Linked DNA regions of Homo sapiens: all the other regions are linked to region 1. A link is an interaction called in ENCODE POLR2A ChIA-PET data of the cell type or tissue named here. Cell type or tissue: PC-9. All regions are shown on one strand. Links, peaks and the distances in the headings refer to the core of each region. The heading gives the core; the rest is flanking DNA. Region 1 overlaps LOC124901334 (a long non-coding RNA gene). Region 2 overlaps LRRC1 (leucine rich repeat containing 1). Region 3 has its middle 12 kb from the start of LINC01564. Region 4 overlaps KILH (KRT19 interacting long noncoding RNA in hepatocellular carcinoma).

Evidence for each region. ChIA-PET counts read pairs that join two places held together with the same protein. Peaks named below come from ENCODE experiments on the same cell type or tissue, not always from the same donor. Only the 100,000 strongest peaks of a DNase experiment are listed, where the experiment ranks them.
Region 2: POLR2A ChIA-PET joins it to region 1 with 6 read pairs; 2 of 35 experiments call an interaction of 5 or more read pairs at or near these places.
Region 3: POLR2A ChIA-PET joins it to region 1 with 6 read pairs; 2 of 35 experiments call an interaction of 5 or more read pairs at or near these places.
Region 4: POLR2A ChIA-PET joins it to region 1 with 8 read pairs; 6 of 35 experiments call an interaction of 5 or more read pairs at or near these places.

What each region holds. Positions count from the first base shown.
Region 1 is chr6:53,730,904-53,739,254 of GRCh38, forward strand. All of the region lies in intron 1 of LOC124901334 (a long non-coding RNA gene), which reads left to right. Among named protein-coding and RNA genes, the nearest start is that of LRRC1, 60 kb to the right of the region's middle. RefSeq lists an enhancer at 3,300-4,499. In PC-9, for the core only: a CTCF peak has its summit at 4,266; a DNase peak (open chromatin) is centred at 3,788; H3K4me3 peaks cover 1,877 bases; H3K27ac peaks cover 3,229 bases.
Region 2 is chr6:53,822,841-53,827,840 of GRCh38, forward strand. The region is part of intron 1 of LRRC1 (leucine rich repeat containing 1); the gene reads left to right. Among named protein-coding and RNA genes, the nearest start is that of LRRC1, 30 kb to the left of the region's middle. In PC-9, for the core only: no CTCF peak of the experiment used is centred there; no DNase peak of the experiment used is centred there; H3K27ac peaks cover 433 bases.
Region 3 is chr6:53,611,882-53,620,232 of GRCh38, forward strand. No RefSeq gene overlaps it. Among named protein-coding and RNA genes, the nearest start is that of LINC01564, 12 kb to the right of the region's middle. RefSeq lists an enhancer at 3,530-4,729. In PC-9, for the core only: no CTCF peak of the experiment used is centred there; DNase peaks (open chromatin) are centred at 4,020, 4,660 and 5,260; H3K4me3 peaks cover 4,266 bases; H3K27ac peaks cover 5,000 bases.
Region 4 is chr6:53,554,570-53,562,920 of GRCh38, forward strand. KILH (KRT19 interacting long noncoding RNA in hepatocellular carcinoma) reads right to left here. Exons shown (of 4, transcript NR_110840.1): 4 at 6,720-8,351. Among named protein-coding and RNA genes, the nearest start is that of GCLC, 14 kb to the left of the region's middle. In PC-9, for the core only: no CTCF peak of the experiment used is centred there; no DNase peak of the experiment used is centred there.

The sequences.
Region 1 (8,351 bases), core at 1,281-6,280:
TGAAAACAATCTCCTTGGGAACCTGTAGGTTTCCACCTTGTCCCAGGCCTGGAGAGATTAAAATGTTATGACAGTTGTGAAGTCCCTTTCTGGCAAAGCTCCATGATCTTGTGAAAAGTGTCAAAGGAGATGAATGAAAACAAAGAACTTCACCTGACCTCCAAGTGGAAGGCTGAAATAAAAAGTTAACCCTAGTCACTCCACTGTGGCAGAAATGTTACATATTCCTGCTGCCAAAATTCCTCAGTCCACTCTTGAAAACACAACAAACACATTCTCTCTCTCTCTCTCTAACTTCTTTTAGTCTTTCTGCAGAGCATGTTTTCTTTCTGGTGTTTCTTTATATGGGAGACAGGTAAAGGAGAGAAAGGATTGTTTAAGTGGATGAACCAGGCTGTATTTAAGAATTTTAGGCCAGGAAGGATGGCTCATGCCTGTAATCCCAGCATTTTGGGAGGCCGAGGTGGGCGATCGCCTGAGGTCAGGAGTTTGAGACCAGCCTGGCTAACATGGTGAAACCCTGTCTCTACTAAAAATACAAAAAAAGTAGCTGGGCGTGGTGGTGGGCGCCTGTAATGCCAGCTACTTGGGAGGCTGAGGTAGGAGAATCAATTGAACCTGGGAGGCAGAGGTTGCAATGAGCTGAGATCGTGCCATTGCACTCCAGCCTGGGTGACAAAAGCAAAACTCCATCTCAAAAAAAGAATTTTAATCCTCTTGCCAAAGGCATATGTCTAGATATCACATGGCTCTGACATCAGTAAGTTTATTATTTAAAATTTAAGAAAAAAAAATATATATATTTTTAGAAATAGAGATGGGGCCTCGCTATGTTGCCCAGGCTGGTCTTGGACTCCTGGGTGATTCTACTGCCTTGGCTTCCCAAAGTGCTGGGATTACAGATGGGAACCACTGTGACTGGATGATTAGTAAATTTAGACATGAACCCAAACTAAACCCACTCTCAGCTCCTACCTTTCCCTGTTGTCCAGAGCTGCCTGCACTCATTCCTTCCTCCCTTTACTGGCATCTGTTACCTTTCTACTCTTGAAGGAAAGCTTACTTCGCGATAATTTTCCTTCTCCATCTGTTTCTCTTGGCTCTGCAACTCATAAGACAGGATTGGAGAAAATATCACATGGATCACATAGTTTTGCATTTCAGAGACTCTAATGCAGTCATCTGGTGCTAGTCAAAGAATCTCAAAAGATCCACTTCCTCCTGAGTCTTCAATCTTGATGTGAGATAAGGGAAGGTCAAATGTGGTTTCCACTTTTAAAATATGGGTTACTGAGGCTGAAAATCTGAAAAAAGCCAGCTCCAAGCATTTGCTATCTTCACCATTTTTTTTCTCTACTCTCCCTTCAATTACTTTTCCTTCCTTGCTATTTCAATGCAGAATTTTCCGTGAGGAAGTTCCCAGCCCTTCCACCTTCCACCCCTTTAGCAGATCACCAGTAGGTTCCTGTATTGCAACAAGGGATATTTGAAGGTTTTACTTCCTAGCAGTGATAAGCTGGTGGGTGAGGGCCTTCTCAGTTCCCTAGGATCATGCCCCAGCAGAGACTACCTCGAGGTGAATGTGGTCAAGTTTTCCCTGGAAAAGGCAGTCATTCCAAAAGCCTGTTCTGGGACTTGGCTCAGTCACTAGCACAACCTGCAAAGTGTGGATTTTTTTTTTTTTTTTTTTAACAATAGACTGACAACGGTTACTGGTATGAAATTTCTTTCCCTTCATTTGCTTTTCACCTCAGAGTGATTTCTTTTTGCTTTAATCAAGCAGCTACTGTGTTCTTGAAATACAACTTTTTTTTAAAATGCAATTTTTTTTTTCAGATTGTGTCAAAGGATGGAACAAACCTGGAAGAGGTAAAATCTGGGTCCCTGTTTTTTATCTGCCACTTGAGAGCTGTGTGAACTTGAGCAAGTCATATCCATTCCTTCTTCAAACATGAGAGTGCCTGGTATATGCCAGGCACTGGGACACAATGATGAGGAGGCATAGGAAATTGACCCAAGAAATTGGCCATTACACTTGCTCTAAAGATTTGGCCAAGATACCCAAGAGCAGAGAGGAGAAAACCTCTAAGTCTGCTTGGAGGATGGGGAGGATCTTTTATAAAACAGGTAGAAAAACGTTGGCTCTGGTGCTGTGAAATACTTTGTCAACTGCACTAGAACACAGAGCTTTTTAAGAGCACTTTATTGGTTTGAAAATTATACAGTTCATTTGTATTAGTGATGATACTTACAACTTGATCATGCAAATGTGAATTTCAAAGTCTAAAGTTAACAAATATCTCTATCTACCTCCCAAAGAATAGAAAGACTTTAGAACACTCTAAGCCAATAATCTCTTCCATTTTGTTTTAATTCCATCCTATTGTATAATCACAAAATCAATCACTATCATGATGTTGCTGCTTATAATCAAGATCTATTTAGATTTATTTACATTTTACTAATATCCTTGCCTACTATACCTTTCTGCATCTCACTCCTTCCTTTTTTTTTTTTGAGAAAGAGTCTCACTCTGTCACCCAAGCTGGAGTGCAGTGGCACGATCTCGGCTCACTGCAACCTCCACCTCCCGGGTTCAAGCAATTCTTCTGCCTCAGCCTCCCGAGTAGCTGGGACTACAGACGCGCACCACCACGCCCTGCTAATTTTTGTATTTACTTTAGTAGAGATGGGGTTTCACCATATTTGTCAGTCTGGTCTCAAACTCCTGACCTTGTGATCTGCCTGCCTTGGCCTCCCAAAGTGCTGGGATTACAGGCGTGAGCCACCACGCCCGGTTTCACTCCTTCCTTCTGAGTTCAACTTTGTTTTTCCTGAATTGCATCCACTAGTAGGGTCCTTTAGGGGTGTACTCTCAATTATTATTATTTTAATGATGGTTTAGTTGGACTAGAACTTTAGTCAAGATCTATTTAGATTTATTTACATTTTACTAATTTCCTTGCCTACTCTACCTTTCTGCATCTCACTCCTTCCTTCTGAGGTCAGCCTTGTTCTTCCTGAATTGCATCTACTAGTAGGGTCCTTTAGGGGTGCACTCTCAATTGTTATTATTATTTAATGATGGTTTAGTTGGGCATAGAACTTTAGTTTGATAACTATGCATCTCAAAGATATTAGTACACTTACAGTGTTGCTTATATCAATGTAATTATTGTTCATTTTGGTTAACTGACTTTTTGCTTATGAAGATCTTTGTCTTTGACATTTTGTTGTTTCATTACATTTTGTTTTGTTGTTGACACTAGGAATGAACTTATTTTTATTTTTCTTGATCAGGACTTTTTAAACTTTGTGAATCAGACAATTTATGTTTCAAAAATTTTAGACAATTTAGTCATTGCATCTTCAAATTTTGCCTCTTCCTCATTTTTTCCATGTTTTCCTTCTGGAACTTTTACTGGACATCTTTTCATTTTATCCTCTACATCTCTCCCTTTTTATTCATGTTTTTTGTCTCAATCTCTTTGGAATTCATGCTCAGAGCTATCTTCCAGTTTGCTAATGCTTACTCCAGTTGCATATTCCAACTAATGCTATTCCAGCTAATGTTATCTTCCAGCTTCCTTTGCTCTTTCTAATGCGTCAATTAAGTTTTCAGCTTCAATGAATATACTTTTCTTTTCTAAGCACTGTGTTTGTTTATTCCGTCAACTTTGCAGTTGCATTTTTCTCCTTTTTTTTTTTATTGTGTTACGTCTTTAATCATTCTAAAGATACCTGTTTTATTGCCTATGTCTGACTCACCGGAAATTCCTAGGTATCCAGTCATGCTGTTTGTGGTATCTGCTGCCTCTTGCTCCTGGTAGCTTGAGTGTTTCATAAATATAGATTGCGAATTTATCAACACTGAGCCTTTAACTGTGAGGATCCTGTGAGGCCTGGATCGAAGGTGTGATTCTGCAGCAAAGTTTTACAACTGCCTCCGTCGAATGCCCCATGGGTAGAAAACCAGGCTTCATTTTTACATGAATTGCTTGATTGAGAGTTCTTGAGCTATAAAAGATAAGCCCTGAATCCACGTGGGGGCAGGTCTTGATCAGGAACACTCAGGGCAGACTTTCTTTTTCCTCACTCAGAACCCAGACTGAAATAAACAAAATACCTTGTCATCTCCCTGTCAGTGGGTGGATTTATTTAAGGACCTCTCTATTACTGAAAATAGAGTCCTTCAAGAGTCCCCTACTGGTGTTTCAGTTCCAGCTCCCAGCCTTATATATGTGTGGAGCCAGGACCTCATCTGCCATCTCCACGCATGCATTGGCTCTGAGCTAGTGCGATGGCGCCCCCTTCCTGTCTCCCACTTCCCTCCCAGGACAACCGCAGGCTTCCTGTCTCTGTACTGCTCTGGTTTGTGACCTGTTTCAATTTTAGCTCCTGAACATTTCTTGTACTATCTTATAAAGTCAGTGCTTTTAAAAGTATGTTTTGTATATTTTTTTCCAACATTTCTAGATGTTTTATAATGGAGGCTCTACATTTTTCTATATTGTTAGAAATGTAAACTCTTATATATACTTTTACGAATAGATCCCAAAGAAGTTTTTAACTTGGTGAAATCATCTTGTTATGTGAAAATGTGGCCATCATAGCTGGCTAACATGCTAAAGAGGATTAGCCTTGGTGAACATGCTACTAACTCAAAAAGTTATAATAGGGTGCTTGAGATAATACAGGGGAAAGGTAATGCCTTTTGAGGGACTAGATAGTCAAGCAGAATATCGTAAACTGAAGGAATCTTGGAGATTAATGTATTCATTCATTCATTCATTCATTCATTCATTCATCAGTTACCTGATGCATGCCTATGACCCAGAAACTGTTGGGTAACATGCAGTTTCTTCTCATCAAGATCATCTTCTGTAGCACACGGTGAATAATAAACAGATGATTAAGTAACATAGTTATAGACGGTGATAAAAGCTGCACACTTTTAAGATGAAGACTGGGAGGCATCAGCCTCCATGAAGAAGTAACAGTTGAGCTGAACCCTAAATCATGAGAAAGAGTTAGCCATGAGAAGAGGAGGAAGCAGCACCTAGACGGAAAGGCAATGTGATTCGGTTGGCGGGCGGAAAGCACAGGAAACCCCAGTGAGAAACCAGAGCAGACAGAGGGTTCTGAGAACACAGAAACCAGCTTAGCCAGAGTTGGCCCTGGTGGGACTCTGATTATACCTTCTGTATTCTCCAGTCCTCACCCATCACATACCACTAATGCCCTTGACAGCTGTCCTATTCAGCCTTGTCTTTAAGCAAGCTGTTATCTACCACATCAAATACCTCCAAGTGCCCACATGAGCCATAAGAAGACCTAGAACACCTGCTTCTGGGGTATTTTAGACATCTTGCTCCAAATCCATAGAGCCTCTGCAATTAATGAAATTATCTAGGAGTTCTTGCACCTGTTGTTTTTATGTAATTCTGTCTGTGCTCACTCGAATAACTACTAATTATGTTCTAGCATAATAAATAAAAATTTGCTGTTATGGTTTTAGAAAACAAAGAAAGTGCTTGATATTTAAAAAGTGCTTTTTATTAGAAAAATCTCTATACTAAATTGTCAAATTTTCATATCTTTTTGTTATATAGGGAGCTATCTATACAGCCCTGCTCAAGTTGACAAGTATATATACATGTATGTATACATATATGTATTTATACGAGCCTTAAAAGAAGAAAACAAATTTTATTGTCTTCCTTCTAATATTACTGATGAGTAACTGCATCCTCTCAATAGTTTGAAAACTATTGTTTACTTGATTTCACTTTATTTTCATAATAATCATGGGAGGTTAATAGTATTATTTCCCTTCTTTACCAGAAAAGGAAATCAGTTTCCTTTTATGACAATGGTGAAGCAACATAAAATATTACTGAGAATAGATTAAGGATAAAATGTGCATGTTAAGAGTTAAATGTTCGTCTCTGTTCTAAGCCAATAACACCAACATTTGCATCTCAATTTGTGTGAATTGGGTATTTTAAATAGCTATGTAATTTCCTACCATTATTAGTAGAAAAGCTGTTGTGCATGCTTTCTTTTAAAATAAACATGCATTGACCAAAATCTGTTATCGAATACAATATCAAAATCAACATTTCAATTTTTATACATTTTCTTTATCTTATTGTTTTGAAGGCCTTTCTATAGGAAGCCAGAGTCTTGTGAACACTAGGATGAGATAGATTTCTGAGACATTAATCACATCAGATGGAGTTATTTTCATTAATCCTTTGTAGAGCAACTGAAAATAGACCTGGAAATGAGTGTTGAAAATGTAAAGCTTAGACATGAGAAGCATTCAGTAGGAGGAGAGTCCTGGCATAGTTGTGTTTTCCCAGGGCACTGTCTTAATTTAATCTTAGTGCCACAAATGGAGTGGCTCTTTGAAATATTAGGATTTGTCAAGTGACTTTTCTCAGTAATGGTGTTGCCTCTGCCCATCTGTCAAACTCTTTTCAACACATGTTTAAAGGCAAATTAGAACACAAATGCAGAACTGAAAAGCATTCTGATATATGTACATTGCATTTCGGGTGTTGTTTTACTTGCTCTAGTTAAGTCTCTTCAGTTCTTGATGATAACATACTTGGCCCATGCTAGCTGCCTATAAAACACATCAATAGGAAGATAAACTGTTATAGAATCACACACATGTGATTTCTAACCATCCCAATCATTCCTATCCTTCAAAATCCCGGTTATTGCCACATTCCTACTTGACTGTACAAAATTTTTGACAGGTTGTATATCAAGTGCTTTATATGTAACATCCATCAAACCTTTACAATTACCCAGTGAACCTGCTACCTTGATTAACCTTTTTTTTTTTTTTTTTTTTTTTAAACAGATAAGGAAACAGAGGTGTGCAGAAGTTAACTACCTTATCCAAGGCCATACAGTCAGGAAGGAATGGGGCAGGATTTGAACCCAGGCAGTTTCACCCCAGGGCCGGAGTGTTTAGTCACCAATAAATGGAATGTTGTTTGCAGATTACGTGCAGAACATGATGCTGGGCATGTCCTCAGAAATCTCATATTCTAGTCAGGAAGTAAGTCACCAGTCTAGGAGGAGGAGGCAGGATGCAAAGTCCAAAACCCTTTGCCTACTCCTCATGGCCCTTTATTTTGGGATTCAATTTATTTTTCTTACCTAACTGCCTACCACGTACCATTTTCCTGCTTGAACTCTGGACTCATTGTGAGGTGTCTAGAGAAACCCTCACCTTCACAGCTCCATGCCTTTGTTTACTTGATGATAATACGTTCTTCTCCATCCCCTACACAAATCTGCTTTTCTCTAGGTGAATCCTAACTACTCTCCACGAAGCTCTTCTTTCACTTGAACTCATAACATTTCTTCCCTCCTTTTTCAGTAACCATATATGCTAGGTATTATTTCATGTGCTTTACATCTATCCCTGATGCAAGCCTCAAGTTTACCTAGAAGAGGATACTAGGGAGAAAGAATGGAAAATACAGAGGCCTCAAGTCTGGAGTGTACTAAGCATGTACCAAACCATAGGGAGGTCAGCAGCATTTAGGAGATATTTTTTAGCTCCCACTGGGCAAAAATGAGCTATGTGGGTGCTCAAGGCCAGCAATCTATTTCTCCAAGCTGTCTTTGATGGCTCTACACTCAGGCTTGCCTAGTGGAGTGGCTGTCTTAGTCCATTTGGGCTGCTGTAACAACATACTGAAAACTGGGTGGCTTATAAATAACAGAAATTTATTTCTTATAGTTCTAGAGAATGGGAAGACAATGCTCAACCAGTTTGGTGTCTGGTGAGGGCTCACTTTCAGGTTCATGAATGGCACCTTCTCACTGTGTCCTCACATGGTGGAAGGGGAAAGGCAGATGTCAGGGGTCTCTTTTATAAGGGCATTAATCCCATTCAAGAGGCAGAGCCTTCAGTCACTTTCCAAAGACCCTACATCCTAATGCAATTACCTTGGGGGTTAGGATTTCAACATATAAATTTTGGGAGGACACAGACATTGAGACAACAGCAGTGGTTCTTTGGAATCCTATCACTCTAGTTTTTCAATATCATATGTAACAAAAACTGGGCACAGCTATCATCTAGTAACAAAGCCTTGAAATATATAAAACAATATTTTCAGAACTAAAATGAGAAATAGACAAATCCATAATCATAAGGGGAGATTTTGGCACTCCTCTTTTAGTAAAGAATATAAATAGAATGAATAGACCAAAAAATAGTAAAAACATAAGGGTTTGAAGAACATGATTAACAAACTTGATCTAATTGATACACGCATGTTGAAAACTGATACCCAACAAGAGCAGACTAGAATTTTTTTTCA
Region 2 (5,000 bases), core at 1-5,000, 91 kb after region 1:
TGTATATTCTTGGGAGATGTAGGCATATTCCCATGAGTGAGGAAGGCTGAGTCCAGTTAAGGTGTAAGCCCTCCCGCGTCCTGGAAAGGGTTGTCAGAGCAAACGCTGTCATATGATACCGTCCTTGCAGCTCTTCCAGCTGAGCCATCACAAATACACGAAAATAGCTTGGATATTTGGACACATCTCCCAACTTTAAGCTATTAAGGTTTTCAAAATTCTCCAGGTCCCTTGATCCTCACTGTGACTCTGGAGTGTAAGTTTTGGATAGGCTGCTATTGGTCTGAGCCTTTCACTCAGACATGTCATTACCAGTCACAATGCTATTCTTTTCTGTGAGGCTTGTTTTTTGAATTTAAAAAGAAAATAAGCTCCTATTAGTATGGACCATATTGATAGGAATCAAAATTTCATATTTAAAAGTTCTTTGTAACTCATGAGGGGATTACATGAACTCCCTTATTAAAGAACTTAATATATTGCAGCATGGATCCTTATGAAAAAGACAAGTTGATAATTGCCTTGCAAAAGCTTTCTTTTCTCCTCCTTTCTAATACTCATGAAAAGTAGTGCTAGGGTTTTTCTACCTGATTTGGTCAATGCTTCCTTTATTTTTCTTCTAATTAACCAGGGACTGTAACATCATGTTTTAACCTTAATTTTGTTTTAAACTTTTAAGTTCAAGGGTACATGTGCAGGTTTGTTATACAAGTAAACTCGTGTCACGGGGGTTTGTTGTACAGATTATTTTGTCACCTAGATATTAAGCCTAGTACCCATTAGTTATTTTTCTTGATCCTCTTCCTCCTTCCACCCTCCACCTCAGGTAGGCCCCAGTATCTATTGTTACCCTTTGTGTGTCCATATGTTCCCCTCCCACTTATAAGTGAGAACATGCAATATTTGGTTTTCTCCTCCTGCATTAGTTTGCTGAGGATAATGGCCGCCATCCCATCCATATTCCTGCAAAGGACATGATCTCATTCTCTTTCATGGCTGCAGAGTATTCCATGCTGTATATATACCACATTTTCTTTATCCAGTCTACCATTGAGGGACATTTAGGTTGATTCCATGTCTTTGCTATTGTGAGTGGTGCTGACATGGACATACATTTGCATGTGTCTTTATGATAGAACAATTTATATTCTGTTGGTTATATACTCAGTAATGGTATTGATGCTTTGAGTGGTAGTTCTGTTTTTAGGTCTTTGAGGAATCGCCATACTCTTTCCCACATGGTTAAACTTATTTATACTCCCACCAACAGCGTTTAAGTGTTCCTTTTTTTTTTTTACAACCTCGCCAGCAGATGTTATTTTTTGACTTTTCAATAATAGCCATTCTGATTGGTGTGAGATGGTCTCTTATTATTGTTTTAATTTGCATTTCTCTAATGATCAGTGATGCTGAGCTTTTTTTTCATATGCTTGTTGGCTGCATTTATGTCTTCTTTTGAAAAGTGTCCGTTGCCCTTTGCCCACTTTTTAATGGTGTTTTTTTTTGTTTGTTGATTTGTTTACACTCCTTGTAGATGCTGCATATTAGACCTTTGTCAGATGCATAGATTGCAACAATTTTCTTCATTCTGCAGGTTCTCTGTTTACTGTGTTGATAGTTTCTTTTGCTGTGCAGAAGCTGTTTGGTTTAATGAGATCCCATTTGTCAATTTTTGCTTTTGTCACAATTACTTTTGGTGTCTTGGTCATGAAATCTTTGCCTGTTCCTGTGTCCACAATGGTATTGCCAAGGTTGTCTTCCAGTTAACTTGAATTTTGGATGCTGTTTTATGACCCCAGAAAACCTGAGGTTTGCTTTTCTGCTTCATGCAAATGCTGTACTTGGTGCTAGTTAATTATAGGCCAAAATGCATATCAGGTGCTGTTATCTAAGAACCTTGGTAAATTTTGAGTAGGAAGAGGGGAATGTGCATGGAAACTGAGCTTGTAGAATCCTAGGGTCAAGAAGGTACTTTGTAGATCAACCATCCAGTTTTTCAGTTCCTTTGATAAAACCATACTAAAGGGTCACCTGGCCCATGCTTGAATGGGGAATTCACTGTATCCCCAGAGGACCCTGACACATTTTAGCTCACTATGTAGGGGAACATTTTTCTTTCATTAGTTTTCTGGTATTTGGCCATGCCACGCCAGTCTAATTCTTTCACCATATAACAGACTACATATTCAAAGGACATTTGATGTTCCCTGCAAATCTTCTCTTCCAAATCTCATCACTAGCCTTGCTGTCTGGGTGTGTTCCAGTGTGTGTTTCAGTGTCCTCTGCACTACTTAGTGTTGCCGGTAAACCATGCATGGGGAGAGATAATGGAATTTTTCTTTGTAATTTTGTTCATGTGCTTTTTAGGTGTACTTCATAATGGCAATAGGTTCCAAGTATTGACTATGTAATGATGGAGGTGTGCACTTTGGATGTTTTTGTAGGTCTAGGCAGAGGAATACATCTTTGAAAAGTGACCAAGTTATAAAATTTGCCTGCCTTACCTTAAAGATGTAATTGTGTAAGAGCCTGCTAATGTGGGCAGTGGTCAGTCCTGCTAGACCAAGGAGACTGGGGCGCCATGTCAGCCCCTCCCTCTCGTGTTATACTGCCACTGTTTTGAAAGTTAACACTGGGAATTGGCAGATAAGTCATTGGTATGGGAAATAAAGGATTTTATAAACATTATAAGTGTGCTTTGGGTTCCTGGGGTTGTAGAATCAGGGAAGGGGGCTGCCTCCAAAGTTGATAGTGCCTCCCGGACTTGGCTGTTCATGAGAGTCACCCGGAGAACTTTGTAAACTGAAATGCATCGCCTCACTGCAGACCTATTGAGTAAACTCTGAGGGTTAGGCCCAGGAGTCTGATGATAACGCAGCAGACTAAGAACTGGTTTGTAGGCGTTAAGTGGGGAACAGGTGATGGTCCATCTTTTAGAACCACAGACTAGATAATCTTTAAGCTACTCTCTGGTTCTGAAATTACAATTTTTATATCCTTTTGATTGTTCTTTATGCTGTCTTTTTATGGTGTGTGCTTTTTATTGCCTTCTTTTTCTATTGCTGTGTTCTTTCACTTTCCTTCTGTGGTTATTGTTGGCTTGTTTTACCCATTTGAGTAACTTACTGGCTGAGTGTCCTTGAAGATTTTTCAAGCAGAGGAATGGCATGGTCACAGTTTTCATTCCTGTCGTTGCTGGCCTGTGATGACCATTTTTCCCATCTTTCTAGTGTGTCTAGAAAGAACACACTAGGTCAGAGCATCCTTTTGCTAGGGCTGCCACCTACTCCTGCCAGCCCCCTGCCTACGTGTGGGCTTGCTGAGGCATGATCTTTATGTCTCCTCCACATATCTGCCTTTTTTTTTTTTTTTTTTGGACTCCTGATCACAGCTGTCCAGGTGTTCCTTTTGAAATGGATCTGAATTTTTAATTTTAACCCAAAGAGGCCATGCCTTCTTACAACCTAGAGCCTAATTTTGGTTTATGTTAATAGAGGAACCTCCCCAGTCTTTCCAAGCCAGCTTGAAATAATAAAGGATGTCCCACTGCATCCTCCAAGAGAGACCACAAAAGGAGGACAAAGAGCCCCCATTACTCTCCATAGATAACCTATTAAAAGCTTGTATTTGATAAGGTGCCCTGTTCTGAAGGTGCCCATGTGCAGTTAGCCTCTAGCATTCATGTACATATTATCTTTGAACTGTTTCTCAGTTAGCAAATCTTTACTCAACTCAGAGCAACTGTAGGACAAGTATTTGGGATAAGGGGGACATCTTTTATGCAAATGTCAAGAGTGATTGACTTTTTTCATCTTCTTAACCCAGAGTTCCTCAACCTTATTTTCATTAGGTCCCCCTCCATGCCTCTTTAGACATACATTTTGTAATCTCCCCTTCGATTATGAAATCTTAACACCACTGATGTACTGTATATCTGTATATATACTGTGGCCCTTTGAACAAACACAAACCATTTTAATAGCTGAGACTTTTTTTTTTTTAACACTCTTCCTCCCCCGATTAGTTTCCCTTTCCTTGGTGACTATAATGCCTCTATTGTAAATGCATGTTTTGACCCACCTGCCCAACCTTGGCCCAACTTGCATAAGGTATATTTAAACCAAGTGATTCTAATGTGCATCCAGGCTTAGGACCCAGTGATCTTACCCACTGTTTCCAAAACCTGGCTTGATCATAAGAATTAACTGGGAACATTTGTTAAGCAATCATATTCCCAAACCCTTGTGCCTGGAGATTATGCACTAAGAATTCTTATGCTTAACAGTTGCCTCAGTAATTCTTAAAATGTGGCAGATTTGGTTCTTTCTCTTCTGACCCAAAAGCTGCTCTCTCTGCCCATTTTCCAGCCTAGAGGTTGTGAGGGTGGGGAATGAAGTTGCTTACAAAGCATAGATATACTCTAAATATCCTGAGTTGGAACTTAAAATGAAATCGAATAAACACTTCCACAAAAAAAAAAAAAAAACAGTTGAAGTAGTGTCATGTTACTTCACTAGACAACTAGCATTGAATATCTATTGAGTAGAACTGTGGCGGGTATTCTGAGGGATGCCTTAGTGTGTATAATATGGTTTATTACTACAGGGGGCTCATTAATCTCTTGAAGGAGCAGAGGCAAAATGCGTTGGAGAATCACCTTAATTTTTTCCAGGTAATTGGGTAAAGGCCTCAGAGAGGTCGTGGCATTTGAGGATGAATAAAATGCTGCTAGCTGGGGAAAGGTTGTTAGGAACAGGAAAGGCATAATGAATAGTGAATGATTCACTGGTGCCAGAACATGGGGTGCATGGGCCTGTGGGTGTGGGAAATGGAGTCAGAAAGGCCATGGATATTTGTGGGGCAGAAGTTAGAAAGGACACTGGACTGGAAGCCAGAGAGGTTTGTTGAAGGTGTGGCTCTGATACCTTCCATGCCTTGTCTTTCAAAGTTCAATTTGTGATAATGATTGCTCACTGGGCAGTTGTGTTGCTAGTGTAAGA
Region 3 (8,351 bases), core at 1,610-6,609, 120 kb before region 1:
GAAGCTTTAGCATCTTGCTACTCAAAATGTGGTCCACCAGTCAGCATCTGTATCACCTGAAAGCTTGGGAGAGACGCAGAATCTCTGGCCCGACACCAGGCCTACTAAGTCAGAATGCATATTAAAAACTCCCCGCCCCCAACCGATAATCTGCAGGCACATGAAAATTTGAGAAGCACTGATGTAGTTATTGTCTGACTTAATCACTTACCTGGGGCTTGCACAGCAACCCTGCAGAGCTCTCCCACAGCAACCCCGCAGAGTTGAAGTATGGTTAGTTTATTGTATTTTTGTACCTTACAATACTATATTATACAGTATTTGTATAATACAGTGCTTGTACAGTATAACATGAATATTGAAAAGATAATACATGGAACCTTTTGGTTATCATATTTATCATATAAATAAATGTGTTTAGCTGAAATTTGATAAGCACACAAAACATTCCTAGGGAACTGTTAAATATCATTTGCATTGCAAAGCTGAGAAAAGTATCTGCTTAGATATTTTCAGGCAGAGGATCATCTCAGAGTAACAAACAAGAGCAAAGATGTTTTGTGCAGCTGCTTTACCTTCTACCCTTGTGATATCCTGCAGCAAGGATGCCCCTGAGAGGGCAAATACTAATATTAAATCATACTGGTCAGTGATATTTTGGGGATGAATCCTGGGACTAACTCAGCATTCAAATGTACATAGTGTTTAGAATTTAGGAAGAATTTTTGATGTCTTCATGCTGAGTGACTAATTTATAAAAATGGTTTAAATTAGTCAAATTTAAGCAACATACTTATCTGATATTATCCCCGATTCTTAAAGTTTCAGGATTTCTTTTTTCATTTCTGCCTGCATTCATTTAGTTGTTTATATGATTCCCCTAAACTTTCTGCCAAATTGTATATTTACATTGAAGTCATCTTTCTAACCACAGTTCTTCAATTCCCTATTTAAACCATTGGGTTTAGAGGTGTTTGAGAATTCAGAACTTTTCAAAGTTAGAAGATCCTATTTATTATGTAATATCCCAAGTAGGGTCTGGGGCAGTACTCTTTAATCAAACATGAATATTTCTGCAACATATAAACAATTTACACTAAATCATATGAACGAAGACTTCAAATAGCCTCTCCTTGGGTCACATCAGGTTTTTGTCACAAAATCAGTTACATAAACTTTTCTGTTTTCATAGTTTTCTTTATTTTGTTTTTATATTTTGCAATTGTGGATTTAAAAAGATGGACCTGTGTACAATAACAATATGAGAAGAAATTTTAGAAGTTCTTTAGTTTACCTTTTTTCTCAAAGTAGTAGTAAGGACAGCAAAAATTAATGTGAATGGGTATTTATCCAAAACTAAAATTTTTCAGTATTCCATAACTTTCTCAATATTTAACAAATAATACAGTCATAATATCATGTGAGGCTGAGGCTATCCTTATATCTGCTCATGCCAATTCTCATCCCCTTTCTTTCTAAAAAATAAAGGCTAAACTAAAAATATTTGCTTCACCACAGTGTTGTGCAGCTGGAGGGGCCGTATGATTCAGGAGTATGATCCCATGAGATAGAAATAGAGGGTTTCTGTGAAAGCTTTTGGTTTCCTAACACAGGTCTCTCCCCTTCCCAACTCCCGCTTTCTTCTTCTCCCTGTCTTGAATACAGATGTAATACCTGGAGATGCAGCAGCTATCTTGCAACAAAGAAGTAATAAGCATTAAGACAAAAGCCTCACTCTAAGGGTGGTGGAGGTAAAAAAACAGAAACAGCAGCCTGTTGAACCTCCTTGGACTGCCCCAGACTTCTTGTTTCGTGGGGCAAACTTACTGTTTAAGCCACTGTTTTTGAGTTTCTGTTATTTGTAGCTAAACATATTCCTAAATGCTATAGTATGTCACTACCTTTTTTTTCTCATTTATTTAAATTTATTTATTTATAGACAGGGTCTCACTTTGTTGCCCAGGCTAGATTGCAGTGCACAGTCATAGCTCACTGTAGCCTCGACCTGCTGGGCTCAAGGGATCCTCCTGCCTCTGCCTCCCAAGTAGCTGGGACTACAGGAGCATGCCACCACACCCACCCAGCTAATTTTTTAAATTTTCAGTAGTGTTCCAAACTTGTGTGAGAGTGTAACCACCCAATAGTTTCTTCCTGCCCACTGCACAGACAAAATCAATCCACCAAGGCCAAGTCATTGCAATAAAATTTAATTGACACGAGGCCAGCCATGCCACGTGGGAGATGGAGTTATTACTCAAATCAATCTCCCTGAAAATTTGGAGGCTAGAGTTTTTCAAGGGTGGTTTGGGGAGCCAGGGAGTCTGCTTCTGGGTAGGGCCACAGGACTGGCTAGTGGGGTTTGGCAGGCCTGGGTGGAGACGTTGGTTCATTGGTCGTCAGAAATGCAGAAACCTGAAAAGACATCTCAAAAGGCCAATCTTAGGTTCTATAATAGTGATGTTATCGGCGGGAGTAATTAGGGGAGTTGCAATTTTTGAGACCTCCAGACTAATGGCTGGTAATCGTTTAAGTCTACACCTTAGCAGAATTCAGGCTCCTCTCATCCTAATAACCTGGTGGATGGATTAGCTTTCCTTAGCTTTACAAAGTGGTATAATTTTGGGGAAGCACTATTACCATTTAAACTCTAAACTAAATGTCTCCCAAAGTTATCTTGGCATAAGCCCAGGAATAATTAAGGCCAGTTTGGAGGTTAAAGGCTAGATGGGGGTTGGTTAGTTCAGATCTCATTCACTGTAATAATTTCCTGATTGTTATAATTTTTGCAAAAGTGATCTCAAGAGAAGAAAACTATGTATATGCATATGCATTTTTGTGTATATGAGTAAATATTTCTGTAGAGATGAACAAAAAGGTGATACCTAGCCTGGGCAGCAAAGTGAGACTCTGTCCAAATAAAAAAGTTAAAAATTAGCTGGTTGTGGTAGTGTGTACCTGCAGTCCCTGCTACTCAGGAGGCTGAGGCAATAGGATGGCTTGAGCCCAGGAGTGTGAGGCTGCAGTGAGCTATGATTGCACCGCTGCACTCCAGCCTGGGCAACAGGGAGAAACCCCATCTAAAAAAAAAAAAAGAAAGGTAGTATCATTGGTTGCCTTTGGGTAGAGAAAACAGGTGGCTGAGGATCAGAGCCAGGAGTGAGGCATGGCTTTTGTACATTTTAAATGTATTTTTAAAAATTAAATATATGTATCTTACTGTATGATTTAAATTATATACATTTCAAGAACAGACAAAATGAATTACGGTGATTGAGGTCAGAATACTATTAACTCTATGGGGAGATATTTACTGGAAAGTGGCATGAGGCGGTCTTCTCCAGCTAAGAGATCAGAGATATCCTCTATCTTGAATTAGATGGTGGTAACATAGGTACATGTATATGGAAAAAAAACATCAACTCCATACTACTATTTGTGCACTTGATGTACCTCAGTACAGTTTTAGAGCATATACTTTGAATAATAAGAAAGAAAATTAAGATAATTATTAATATTCTGTGGGCTTCTTGTTCACTATCATCTTAGTTCAAATTTCAACAATTTCCCTAATTTAAAGTTTTTTTAAAAGAGTTTTCATGTGAGAATGTGTATGTATACATATGAATGTCAATGCAGAGGAGATTTGTGGCCAATCTGTGGGTTATTTCCTATATAAAATAACCCTTCATTGACCTCACTTCATTGTCCAGTTATCACCCCAGTTTTTTACAGTCACGCTTTTTCAGCACTGCTGTGTGTAGGTGGGTATATGTGCCTAAACTCAGGACTAGTATACACCCAGGTATGAATAGATCAAGTCACATACTTAAGGATTTGATGTTGGAGTTTGCTTCTATAGCAAATGAATTTCTAAATATTAGCTCAGTGCAGCTTTGATGAGTGCACGATGAATCAGCAAAAGCTTAAATAAGGGAGTGTGCACCAATGACAAATTCCCTTTGCAAGGGAACTTTGATCTCTACTGGATGACTACCTGCTTCTGCTGTGCACTCGCTCTCTCCCTCTTTGCTTCTAGCATAACAAATACGTTCCCCTGCATTGAACGTGTTTTCCTAACAACAGTGGCGAGATGTGACAAGGAAACTTGTTTGGAGCAACGTCTGAGTCACAATAGAATTAGTATCAGGTACAAATGACCACAAAGTACAGGTGCTGAGTCACAGTGATTTGGGATTCTCTAGTAAAAAGGACATGTGGAGAACTTAACTTTTATTTCCTCTCTTTTGCTGGTGTAAGTTTGGAGGTATCGTCACACAATCACCTTTCATTCACTAACGCTCACATTTTAGGTGCTTTTCCTTCTTACATAATAAAATAGCAAAGCACATAGGCCTGGGGTCCCTGGGGAAAGCCAAGTCTGCCTGGCTGCCTTGAGAACTCTGGACTGGATTTGACATGGAGGAGTTGGGGATTGTTGCTCAGGGATCAGAACAGTGAAACTCAGGTTAATGAGTAAAGAGTGAGAATATGTGTTTGTATGTTTCTTAATCCCATCTACTAGGTGATTACAAAACTCATTCAAAGTTGAACACAGTAGAGGTATTTCAAGTTGCTTTAGAGAGAGAATTACACACACACAAAAAATCTTTAGGAGCCAGACAACCACTGTGGACACCAATAAGAGAGCTCCAACATTGGTGAGGTATAGACCCGTCAAAGTTGTTGGTAATAACAGCAAGGTCCATCTGGCAAGATTGGTCACCTGTGGTGGAAGTGGTGGTGACAGCAGGGATGCAACTGCAGCAATCAATGATGATGATCTCACTAGGGTGGGGAGGTGTTAAAGGCATCTTCACAGCAGCACAGTGCCCAGAATGCCAAAGAGCAGCAGGATGGATCCAGCATCCTCTCCTGATAAAAGAGGGCTAGAAGACGGGAGGCTCCGGGAAGTCTACTGGGTGAGTATTAGTCCACTCTCACATTGCTATCAAGAAATACCTGATACTGGGTAATTTATAGAGAAAAAAGGTTTAATTGACTCACGGTTCTGCAAGCTGTCCAGGAAGCATAGCGGCTTCTGACTCTGGGGTGGCCTCAGGAAGCTTCCAATCATGGAAGAAGGCAAAGTAGGGGCAGGTATCTCACATGGCAGTAGCAGGAGGAAGAGAGCGAGGGGGAGGTGCCACACACTCTTTAACTACCAGATCTGACAGATAACTCATTGTTCCAAGGGCAGGACAAAGGGGATGCTGCTAAACCATTCATGAGAAATCTGCCCGCATGATCCAATCACCTCCCACCAGGCTCCACCTCCAACACCGGATATTACAATTCAACACAAAATTTGGACAGGAACACAGATCCAAACTATATCAGGGTGGAGCCCTACATCTAATGTTTCTTGCCCTTGCTCTTGGTAGCTAGTGTCTCATTGGACTCTAGTGTCTGCTTGTTCTATTGGATCAGGAGCTCCTTGAGGGGAGGAGCCATATTAAATTCATCTCTGTACCCCTAGTGTTTAGCAGTGTTTTATTGAGTTAGTAAATAAATCCATCTCTATTCTTTATCAAAACTCTGAGCTGTGATGAAAAAGTCACTGTCTCCACCTGTGCTTTGGATCTGTCAGTAGGGCCTTTGCTTCTACAGTAACATCATCCTACACAGAGTAAACACCTACTGAGTGCTGATTATGCCTGCTGTGGTTACTACAATCTCTTAAGTTTGCCTTTAAGCTTTGTATGTAAAATTTTTAATTGCTTTGCTATTTTAATCTGATCACATTCCCCTGGTTCCTCCCTTTTAACTTTAAGCATATGCAATGTGCCCGTTTGCACAACAGTCTGAAGTTTTATTTCTATGATTCCTCCTTTTCTGCACAAATGTTCATGTTTCTCATACTTCCTATTACTTCTGAACATTTTCCTAATGACAGAAGTCATAGAAGCACTCCTTAAAAGTTGATTTTTTGTTTGTTTGTTTGTTTGTTTGTTTTGAGACATTCTGCCACCCAGGTTGGAGTGCAGTGGCATGATCATGGCTCACTGCAGCCTCGACCTCCTGGGCTCAGGTGATCCTCCCACCGAAGCCTCCTGAGTAGCCGGGACTACAGGCACCTGCCACCACACCCAGCTATTTTTTGTATTTTTTGTAGAGATGAGGTTTCACTATGTTGCCAAGGCTGGTCTAGAGCTTCTGGGCTCAAGCAATCTGCCCACCTCAGCCTCCCAAAATGTTAGAATTATAAGCAAGAGCCACTGTACCCAGCCGAGAGCTGATTTTATATTAATATCTACAGCTCTGGTTAGACACAGTCTCAGGGAATTTGTGGCCAGTCTGTAGTGTTGTCTCCTTACTTAAAAAATACTCCTTCCTTGACCTCACTTCAGTGTCTAATTATAATTTCATTTTCTACATCTATCCATGAAAAAAATGTATAGAGTGGGGGGAAATCTACCTTTCCACCTCCATTTCCTCATCATCCACTTCCACCTGAACTTGCTGCCACCTGACTTCAGCTTCACCACCTGTGAACACATCACTTTCTCTAAAGCCTCCCACGCTTTCCTTCTGACCTTGAGCCAGTGGGCTGTTTTCATACTTCTCTTTCATAGTTACTTAGTTGCGTTAACATTGTCAAAAAGTAAAACAAAACTCCCAAGCCTAAAGCCTCCCCTGCTTTGAGACAGTCTCCCCATCCTGACACCTGTGACCCTGAGTTCATCTGCATTATTCCAACCCATCTGGTGAATGAGTTAATGCTGATTTTTGATCATCCAACATGGTGTCAGCCTCCTTCAGCCTTCCAAGGTGAGCCTATGAATTTCCTCCCTTCTAAGTCCACATACGTTTGTTTCCTCCCACTCTGCATCTTTACCCCATTCATGGCACTCTTAACTCCACATAGCCCCTTAGTTTTCTAAACCCATTTAAAACCTTACACCATCAAGGAGAAGCATAGCTTCTTAAACTTTCCCTACTGTAATGGCTTCTCAGGGTTTGTGTGAACAGTGGGGGTTTTTAATTTTTTGGTATAATACTAATTTATCAACACATGTATACTTCTTGGTGAATATGCTTAAGGTTATTTTTTTCATGAGTGTATATTGCTCCCCGAGATCCTTTCTTGCATTTGGGTTTTTTCCAAAATGCTTAATATGGTCCTCCATATGCAGAGGACACTAGCTAAATATTGGTTAAAGTGGGTAACAATTAAAAATGTAATACTCCTGCCAGCTGAGTAAATACTTAACTTGCTTAATATGACCGTGACAATTTGTCCAGACACTGCCATTTCCTGCTTTCAGGGCACTGTTGTCTGTTGCTAACTTATTGCTCCTCTGGGTCTCCTTTTCCTACCTGGTTCAGATGTAGAATGTGGGGCTTACAAAGTTAGAGGAGGACATTTTCTTATGGGTTTTGTTACCTATACCAGTAAGTTAGAAGGAAAAACTCACTAAGGAAAAACCAAACCTAACCATTTTTTACACAGCCAACACAGAGCATTTCACCTCTAGTCTCCAAAATATATAGGGATTTCTCCCCACCAGCAACCAATAAATTCCCTAGCAGATATCAGCTATGTGTACTATAATTTAATTCAATTCTGACACTATCTATCTGGAGATAGCATCAGATCCCACAGAATAAGGGTTCTACCCCACAGGACTGCCCCCACTTCAGAGGCCGATCACGAGTTACAGGTTGTCACCTCTGCTTCTGCTGATCAGCTATAAGTCAAGATTCCCACTACTGTCTCCTTGGGTTCAATTAATTTGCTAGGATGACTTACACAACTCAGAGGAACACCTATTTTTGTTTACTGGTTTATTATAAAGGATACTAAAAAAGATACAGATGAACAGCCAGGAGGAAGAGATGCATAGGCAAGGCATGTGGGAAGGGGCATGGAGCTTCCATGCCCTCTCTGCATGTGCCACCCTCCAGGACTTTCCACACGTTCAGCTATCCAGAAGCTCCTGAACCTGGTCATTTTGAGTTTTTATGAAGGCTTCATCATGTAGGCATGATTGATTAAGTCATGAGCCATTGGTCAGCCCCTGTTTCTTCCCTGGAGGTGAAGGTTGATTGGTGGGACTTTAAGTCCCAACCGTCTAATCATGCCTTGGTCTTTCTGGTGACCAGCCCCCATACGGAAGCTACTTAGGGGTCCCTAGGCATCAGTAATCTCCACAGCATATCAAAGACACTCATCACTTTGGAGATTCCCAAGGGTTTTAGAAGCTGTATGTCAAGAAACAGGAGCAAGCCCAAATACATATTTCATAATATCATAACCATGTGACAACTTATCATAAAGACCAGGTACTCACTTACCAGACTGAATGCCTGTAAGAGTTGATGAAGTTTACTTGAGCGGAGAAGGAACTGAT
Region 4 (8,351 bases), core at 1,894-6,893, 180 kb before region 1:
ACCTTAGTTCACATAAATATATGTAAAGTTCATTCTAGATTAGATAACACCAAATAATTGAACTTTGGCGCACTATAACCTATCATTCATGGATGATGAGATGTGAAAAAGTGTTAGCCATAATTACATCTATGTAGAAAGGCAATTGTACTGAATAATTGAGCAATTTTGCTTCGATAAGACCAGTTCCTAAAAGCAAAAAAAAAAAAAAAAATATATTGTACTTCCCGAAAGTATTTTTTCTCATACAATACCTCCTGCCACTTATTTTAGTACTTAAACTTTAATGTAGTAAGTACCTTAAGGAAAAAATTCAACTCACCTAAAAACTTATCTTACAATACACAGGACATCCCACAACAAGAATTGTCCTACTCTAAATGTCAGTAGTATCAAGTTTGAGACACTCCTCTATATGTTGTGAAAGGATAATAAATCTCGAGACCTCCAAAGCACTAAGCCAAGGGAAAAATCAAGCTGGAAACGATGTCAGGCAAACCTGCCTGCATCTCATTTTATTCCTAAATAAAATAGCTACAAAGATAAAAGGCTACATACCTCCCTCACAATTTGCCTACAAGGAATTTCCTTGTGGACAAGGGATAGACAGAAATCAAAGTCATCCTTCTGAGGCTCATCTGAGACAAATGCATATCTGATTGCTTCCTCTGCCATATTGTTTATATAAAAATGCAGATTCACTGAGCCAGACTAAATTGTGTATTCGGTGAAAGGCTGGTCAAAGACTCAAAGGAATCCCCCTCTGCTCCCCCCAACCCTGTGTGCCTTACTGGACTGAACCAAGGTACATCTTACACATAATGATTGATATCTCCTGTCTCCCTAAAACAAATAAAAGCAAGCTGTACCCCAACTACCCTGGGCACAAGTCATCAGGACCTCCTGAGACTGTGTCACAGGTATGTCCTTAACCTTGGCAAAATAAACTTTCTAAATTGACTGTGACCCGTCTCAGATATTTGGGGTTCACAATGTATTACGATGAACTCTATTACACGAATGCTTGTCTTTAAATATTTGCAAGGGTTTCCAAGATGGTCAAAAAGAATAGTTGAGAAGAACTGAACATTTACAATGGTTAGTGTCATTTTATTTGCAATTATCACAGGCACAAATATGTATATATAGTCACCTAGTGTACTCCTCTCTAATGTGCTGATGGAGCCTGTGATGGGAGGGGTTAGGGCTCTTTCTTAATCCTGTTTCTGTTTCTCTTGTGGCCAGTTACTTGTGAAAGGAAAATGAATCTTGGGGCCCCAAAATCACTAAGCTAAAGGGAAAAGTCAAGCAGGGAACTGTTTAGGGCAAACCTGCCTCCCATTCCATCCAAAGTCATCCCTCTGCTCACTGAGATAATGGGTATCTGATTGCCTCCTTTGGAAAGGCTAATCAGAAACTCAAAGGAATGCCATCATTTGTCTTTCACCTACATGTGACCTGGAAGCCCCCTCCTTGCTTGAATTGTCCCACCTCACCAGACAGAACCAGTGTACATCTTACATATATTGATTGATGTCTCATGTCTCCCTAAAATGCATAAAAACAAGCTGTGCCCCAACCACCTTGGGCACATGTTGTCATGACCTCCTGAGACTGTGTCATGGGTACCCATCCTCAACCTTGGCAAAATAAACTTTCTAAATTAACTGACACCTGTCTCAGATATTCAGGGTTCACATTTTGGCAACCATGAAGGGATTCTGAGTGTTTGTGCCACTGACATTTGACAAATCTCCTATCAGTGCCTGGTACCAGCTCGAGCTAGCTTTATGGCTCAAACCAATAGGACAATTTGCTGAAGCCTGCAAGCACCCCCTCCAGAGAATCCCTGATTTCCCAAAATGTGGTTGAGATCTAAAGTTTATTTTGTTGTACAACTTCCTTTGGAGTTTTACTTGCTTCCAGTACAAGGCAAATTTTTCCGGCTTCCATGAAGATTGAAGATAGGTAACTCCTTTATAGAGTTTCAGCTTGCTTCCAAGAGAAGCCAAATTTGAGATTTTTCCTGCTTCTAGGATGGTAGAGAGCAGTCTTCAGCTTGGGACTCATCCCTAAGTAAGTAACTGAATTGGGGTTTGTTTTGGCTAAAGTTAATATGAACAACTAGCTGGTCTTAATTTCTCCTTACCATTAGAACACTCAGTAATTTTACAAGTTGTGCCATTGTTTTTTGGCTTAACTGCTTTTTTGTTGTTGTTTGTTTCTGTTTTTGTTGTTGTTTCAGTCTTTTTCCCATTGGGTTTGATCAAACTATCTGACTTGATCAAATCTGAAGGAAAGTTCCAAATTATGAGGAATAAGGCCTCTGAAGTGGCTAAATTCTCACAAAAGAAAAGAGAAAAGAAAAAAGGTGGAGTGGTGGAGGGAGAAAAATGGCCAGCAAAAGAAAAAAAAAATATTTTTGATTTTGACTACTTAAGGGGCTTTCTTTACATAGCAAGGCCACCTCTTTGCTTGCCAGGCCAAACTGAAAGAGCAATGGCTGTTGCCCTACACTGCAGTTCCATAGCTAAGGGTTCTGCCATCTTTTTTTTTTCACCACAACAGCCTGATTTTGGTTCCTAAATCAAGCCCTTTCTGGTTTGATACTTGGTACTTCTGCAATAGCAGCAATTTGTGTGTGTGTGTGTGTGTGTGGGTGTTTGTATTTAAAAGGACATCATGGTTTGTTTGTTTTTCTCCTAGGACTTCCTCTCTTTTTTTGAGCAAAAGATTTTTTCTTCTCAGTTGGCTGAATTCTGTTTTCTTCATTTACTTCTGCTGTCTCTCCTTTCTCTTGCACCCTCTGCCGCATGAGGGGCCTAAAATAGTTTATAGTAGCCTGGGGTTCCTTAAGGAAAATGGAGAAGGCACCAGACTCCCTATTGGGGAGAAACCCATTTTTCATTATGGAACTCCAAGAGTGTAAACAGACAACTTGTATCAGCTCTTAAACTGCTTGCGTTTGTATTGTGTTACCTGATTTATTGACTAAAATAGGTATTGCAACAGAGGCTACTCTTCAGTTTTTAAGGAAGAGTGTAATTTAGACACTTTGAAATGTCTTTGCTTAAAAACAATTGTTTTAAGTGCACTGCAAAAGCATTACATGGTCTAGCCTCATAATAATTCTCCCTTTTTGGAGACCCAGGATTCAGTGTGGGCTCTGCCCAGATTTCAGAGATCTAGGCAAAAAAGAAATAATCCCTATATGAATAAAATTGGTCTCCTCATACAATCCCATGATAGAGTTCTATAATTTTATGTTTGATTTGGCATCCATCTTTATTCTCCCTCTAGCACCACTAGACTTTTTCTGTCTGTACCTTGAGATATAAATTTTGCTATCTGATTTTTCATCTAAGAGTTGTTTCCTTCAATATGCAGGTTTAGGGCTATTTAGCTGACAACTGCCAGGTTAATGAAACAGGTTATCATGAGTTTGCAAGTCTAAGACAGGGGAAAACAAAAGGAGGTCTTAGGAATCTATAAGATGTACTTCTATCAGTATGCCTAATACATCTATGTATCTATGTGTTATGTACACGTTTCACTACTAAAAACATATAAAAGAGCTGTAATTAATTGGCTTGCAGAAAAATAAAGGTGCTTAAATCCAATGCTTTATCAGAGAAAAGAAAAGACTAGCCAAATGCTTTTTCAAGTTTATGTGATTTAAGTAAAATCTTTAATAAATAAGCTAGCTTTAAAATTACTGGCAAAGTAATATTAGAAATGTCTTAAGAATTGCCAGCATACATTTTCGTTTGCATTTATGGATCAAGTCATTTCATATTTATCCCTGCCAAATACTGTAAGGTGTCAAAGTTTGGCATAGGGTTACAAAACTATAAACCCAGCCTAAAACAGAATGATTTTTGTTTGTGTTAATTTTTAATAAATAAGACATTGATATTGGTTTAATGAAAATAGCTACATCTTGAATTATTTAGTAAAATTACTGTAACTTCTAATCTTGTGGCCTTAGGGAGTCTAGTCCACAGGCAATAAGGTTTCTTTTGGGAAATGACTGTTATCATCTTTGTTTCAAAGCTAAACCAAACTAAGTTCCTCCCACAGTCAGTTCGGCCTATGCCCAGGAATGAACAAGGATAGTTTGGAGGTTAGCGGCAAGAGGGAGTCAGTTAGGTCATATCTTTTTCACTGTGTCAATTATAATTTTGCAATGGTGAGTTTCATAACTTTAAATGATGACTATCATAGTTTTCATAAATAATCTAGGTAAACAATTAAAATAATTAGGTAAATGTAATGGGATAAATACTTATAGATAAACTTGTCATAATTTAGAATCTAAGGTTGCATTAAATTAAATAATGGATATTTCATTATTTGGGTATTTTACAATGAAAATATATTATAGGAAAATATTTTTTCTAAAAAACAAAATGTGTCCTTTTTAAAAGGTGAACAATTTTTGTCTAATTCAAAGCTTATTTTAAGGTTATATATAAAACAAGATAAAAGAAACCAGGAAATGAGGCAGATGTAAAGAAAGTTGCAGAAATAAAAGGTATTTTTTGCTAAGAAAGCTCAAAGAGAAATAATTTTATATGAGAAAGAATCTTGTATGGTAAATTTATTCTGGAATAAGATGACGGGTTGTTTAAGAAAGAGGGATGTTCAGGACAAACCAGAAAGTCCAAGCATGTCATGAATGATCTGTGTAAGTCACAATAAGAGGATTTATTTAAAAAAAAAAACTTTCAGCCGGGCACGGTGGCTCACACCTGTAATCCCAGCACTTTGGGAGGCCGAGGCAGGTGGATCACCTGAGGTCAGGAGTTCAAGACCAGCCTGGCCAACATGGCAAAACCTCATCTCTACTAAAAAATACAAAAAAATTAGCCAGGTGTGGTGTCAGGTGCCTATAATCCCAGATACGCAGAAGGTTGAGGCAGGGAGAATTGCTTGAACCCGTGAGGTGGAGGTTGCAGTGAGCCAAGATTGCGCCACTGCATGCCAGCCTGGGTGACAGAGTGAGAGTCTGTCTCAAAACAAAACAAAACAAAACAAAACAAAACTTTTATATGATCAAGTTGTATATGATTAAAGGGAAATTATAATGGTCTTTCTAGAAATTGGGTTTGATGTAAAAAAACACACTTACACATTAAAGAATTGATTAGAACAATAAAAGTTTCTTAGGGGATTGATTTACTCTTTTTCTTTATTTTTCCGAGACAGATTCTTGCTCTGTCACTCAGGCTGGAGTGCAGTGGCGCATTATCGGCTCACTACAACCTCCGCCTCCCAGGTTTAAGCAATTCTCCTGCCTCAGCCTCTCGAGTAGCTGGGATTACAGGCATCTGCCACCACGCCTGGCTAATTTTTGTAATTTTAGTAGAGACGGGGTTTCACCACATTGGCCAGGCTGGTCTTGAACTCCTGACCTCGTGATCTGCCTGCCTCAGCCTCCCAAAGTGCTGGGATTACAGGCATGAGCCACCATGCCTGGCTGGATTTACTCTTAATAAATTGTAAGACATTTTAATTTTTTTAACCCAAAGTTCAACTTTTATTGCATCTCACCATTTTTGGTTTTCTCTCCCCTTTTAAAATGTGTAAAATAGTAATGCTCACTTTCATCTCATTTTCAGCTCATGTAAGTTTTTTTTCCCTCGAGTTCTGTTTGTTGTGGCCTGATGCTAACAATACAGGTCTAAAGGAAATGTTTTCTTCCAACATAATATTTTGTGCACTGCAGAAGGTCTTTTGTTTTGCTTTTTGGTAACTGACTAACAGATTTTACATTTTATTGAAATAATTCCTATGCCATTATTATTAAGTTTTGGTTTGTTTAGAAAAAAACTGAGGTTAAAAGAAAATTTTTAAAAAATTAAAGGTATTACATCCGTGTATCTTTCTGTATGTGCTTTTAAAGTACTTGTGACATTGAGTTACAGGGCTTTGACTCCTGGGTCTAAAAAGGACACCAAGTCTTGCTAAATCTTAAACACTGACAGCAATTAAATCCTCATCTTCAGGTCTGGTAGAAGAAGTCAATCAAAATAAACTGGATTCCTAAAACACAAGGCCAGAAATTAAAGCTAATCAACTCCTCAAGGCCCAGGGACTATTCTGTGGAAGAGGTGTGTGTTTAAGATTGTAAGGACTGATTATGATAGAGAAAATAAGTTGTTTCTCTATAAATTAACCGTTAATGTCAAAGGCATACTGATGCAAGACCATCATATGGTTCCCTGTGTAGTATTAACAAGGTTTTCTGGAAGCATTGACTGACTCCTTAATAAAGGTTATAAAAGTTATAAAAGGTTTATGGAAGTTATATCTTATAGTCAGGATTAAAATTTTATAGATTGTGTATAAAATTTTGGAAAGCAAATTTAATTGGCTTCATGCTGTTTTTATTAGGGCTTGTTTGGGAAATTAAGTCTCCTCTCTAAAATAATGAAGGTTTTTGCCTTTTTTTTTTTTAAATCCTTGAGTTATCACTTTGGTTAAATAAATGACTTTTTACAATGACCTGTGATCTTATTTTGTGATATCAAGTGTTTTCAACCTTTGATATTTGACAAAGTTTCCAAAATCAAATTATAAATTATGTCTTTATCTGACCTAATTCATCCTTTAAAATATTATGTTCCCTAAAGTCCAAAAATGACATATTTGTCTTATTTGGTATAAAAATTATACAGGAAGCACTGTCAAATATGAAATGGTATTTGGTTTTCTTTGGGCTGTATTTGTATAAATGTGTTATTGGTATCTGTTCCAAAATAATAGGAAACTCCTAAAATTCTGATATGACTTAGTGTATGTTATCAGTAATTATAATTGTTATGTTAAATTATTGTATGCCACAGAGGTAACAAATTTTCTTGTCAACTGTGTCTTTGACTATGGCTGCCCTAAAATTTTTTGTCATCCATGGACAATTGTTGTCTTGTTTTGTTCCTCTTTTGAAGGTAGTTTTATAATCAGCTATAAAACTCTTAACATGTGTTCTTGAATGCAGTTTTCTGATAACTTTGGAGATTGTGACATTAGAAAAGAGGAAAAACTTTCAGGACTTACGGAGAGCTGAAATGTTCACGAATATCAAGCAGAACAGAAATTAACTGCATGGACTGAACCAGTAGAAGACTGAAGTAGTCTTTTTGACTTTTTGCACAAAACGTTGCTGATCCTTTGTTTTGTTTTTCAGAGTCAAGGAAACTTTTCTTTTGAGCTATTGACAGCTTTTAACAAGTATACTCCTATGAACGAAATTTGGAGCTTATTTGTTTCTCTCTACCTGATTTCTCCAAAATTTGGAAACTACTTGTAAGTATTCGTGACTTACGGCAATATAGTTATTTGCATAAGTGAAATAAGAATCTGTTTTTATTTGTAACAGGACACAATTGGAGAAACTGGTTATTTTACTGAGTCTTTGGCTGGAATGGTGTGCTTTCCTTTAAGGTATTAAACTTGATTTATAGAGCCAATAAAAACCCCTTGGGGAAACTGGCCTCATACCTTGTCTGCACAGTCCCTGAACGGTGTTCCTGACCTGTGGTAAGTAAAGAATGTCACTTTCTGACAGGCCCAAGAGCCCTAAGTTATGTTGGAACTCAAAAGGAGAATAATTCACCCAACTCATAGGTATTTGATGGTACAAATCTGTGGCTGGGCTTGGCTTTAAAAAAGGCTTATGTGAGATTCCTTCTATGGAAGAAGTCCATCAAAGCTAATTTTAAAAGCCTATGTGAAAAATAATTATTCTTGCTTCACTTCATACAAATAATCTGGCCAAGTATAATAAAGCAAATTGGTTCTTCTATGATTTGTTTTTAGTGAAAATGGGAAACTGGAGAGAGAAAAAATACGTTTCAAAAACTATAGTGCACCTGTTGTTAGATTTTAGTCTTGCCTAATGTTTTTCTATTTTTATTATTTTCTACAGTTTAGACTGAATTCTAATTTTTCCTGGCTACAAGTCTCCAAAATAATGTTTTCAATTTTTTTCCTTCTTTTCCTTCCCCTCACCCCATTTTTCCTAATTCGAAATAATTGAAAACTAAGCTGTACTTTCTAAAGTCCTGCAAACTGAATCTAGACAACTTAAACTTCAGAAGAAAATAAAAGCAAACTATTTAGGTACATAAGCCACTTTCATACCTACCTACTGATGTATGGACTTCAAAGTAATGTGGTCTATATAGATTTTCTAGGATTGTTCTCTTGTTTGTTGTTTTTCTCCCTTCCTCCTACTATTGTCTCTTCACAGGACATGAGACTTCTCAATCTGCTAAAAATGAGCTTTCCTAATAACTTGGGACCTACCCCTGTAGGAATAAACTATCCTAGCCATGAGAGCAGAGACT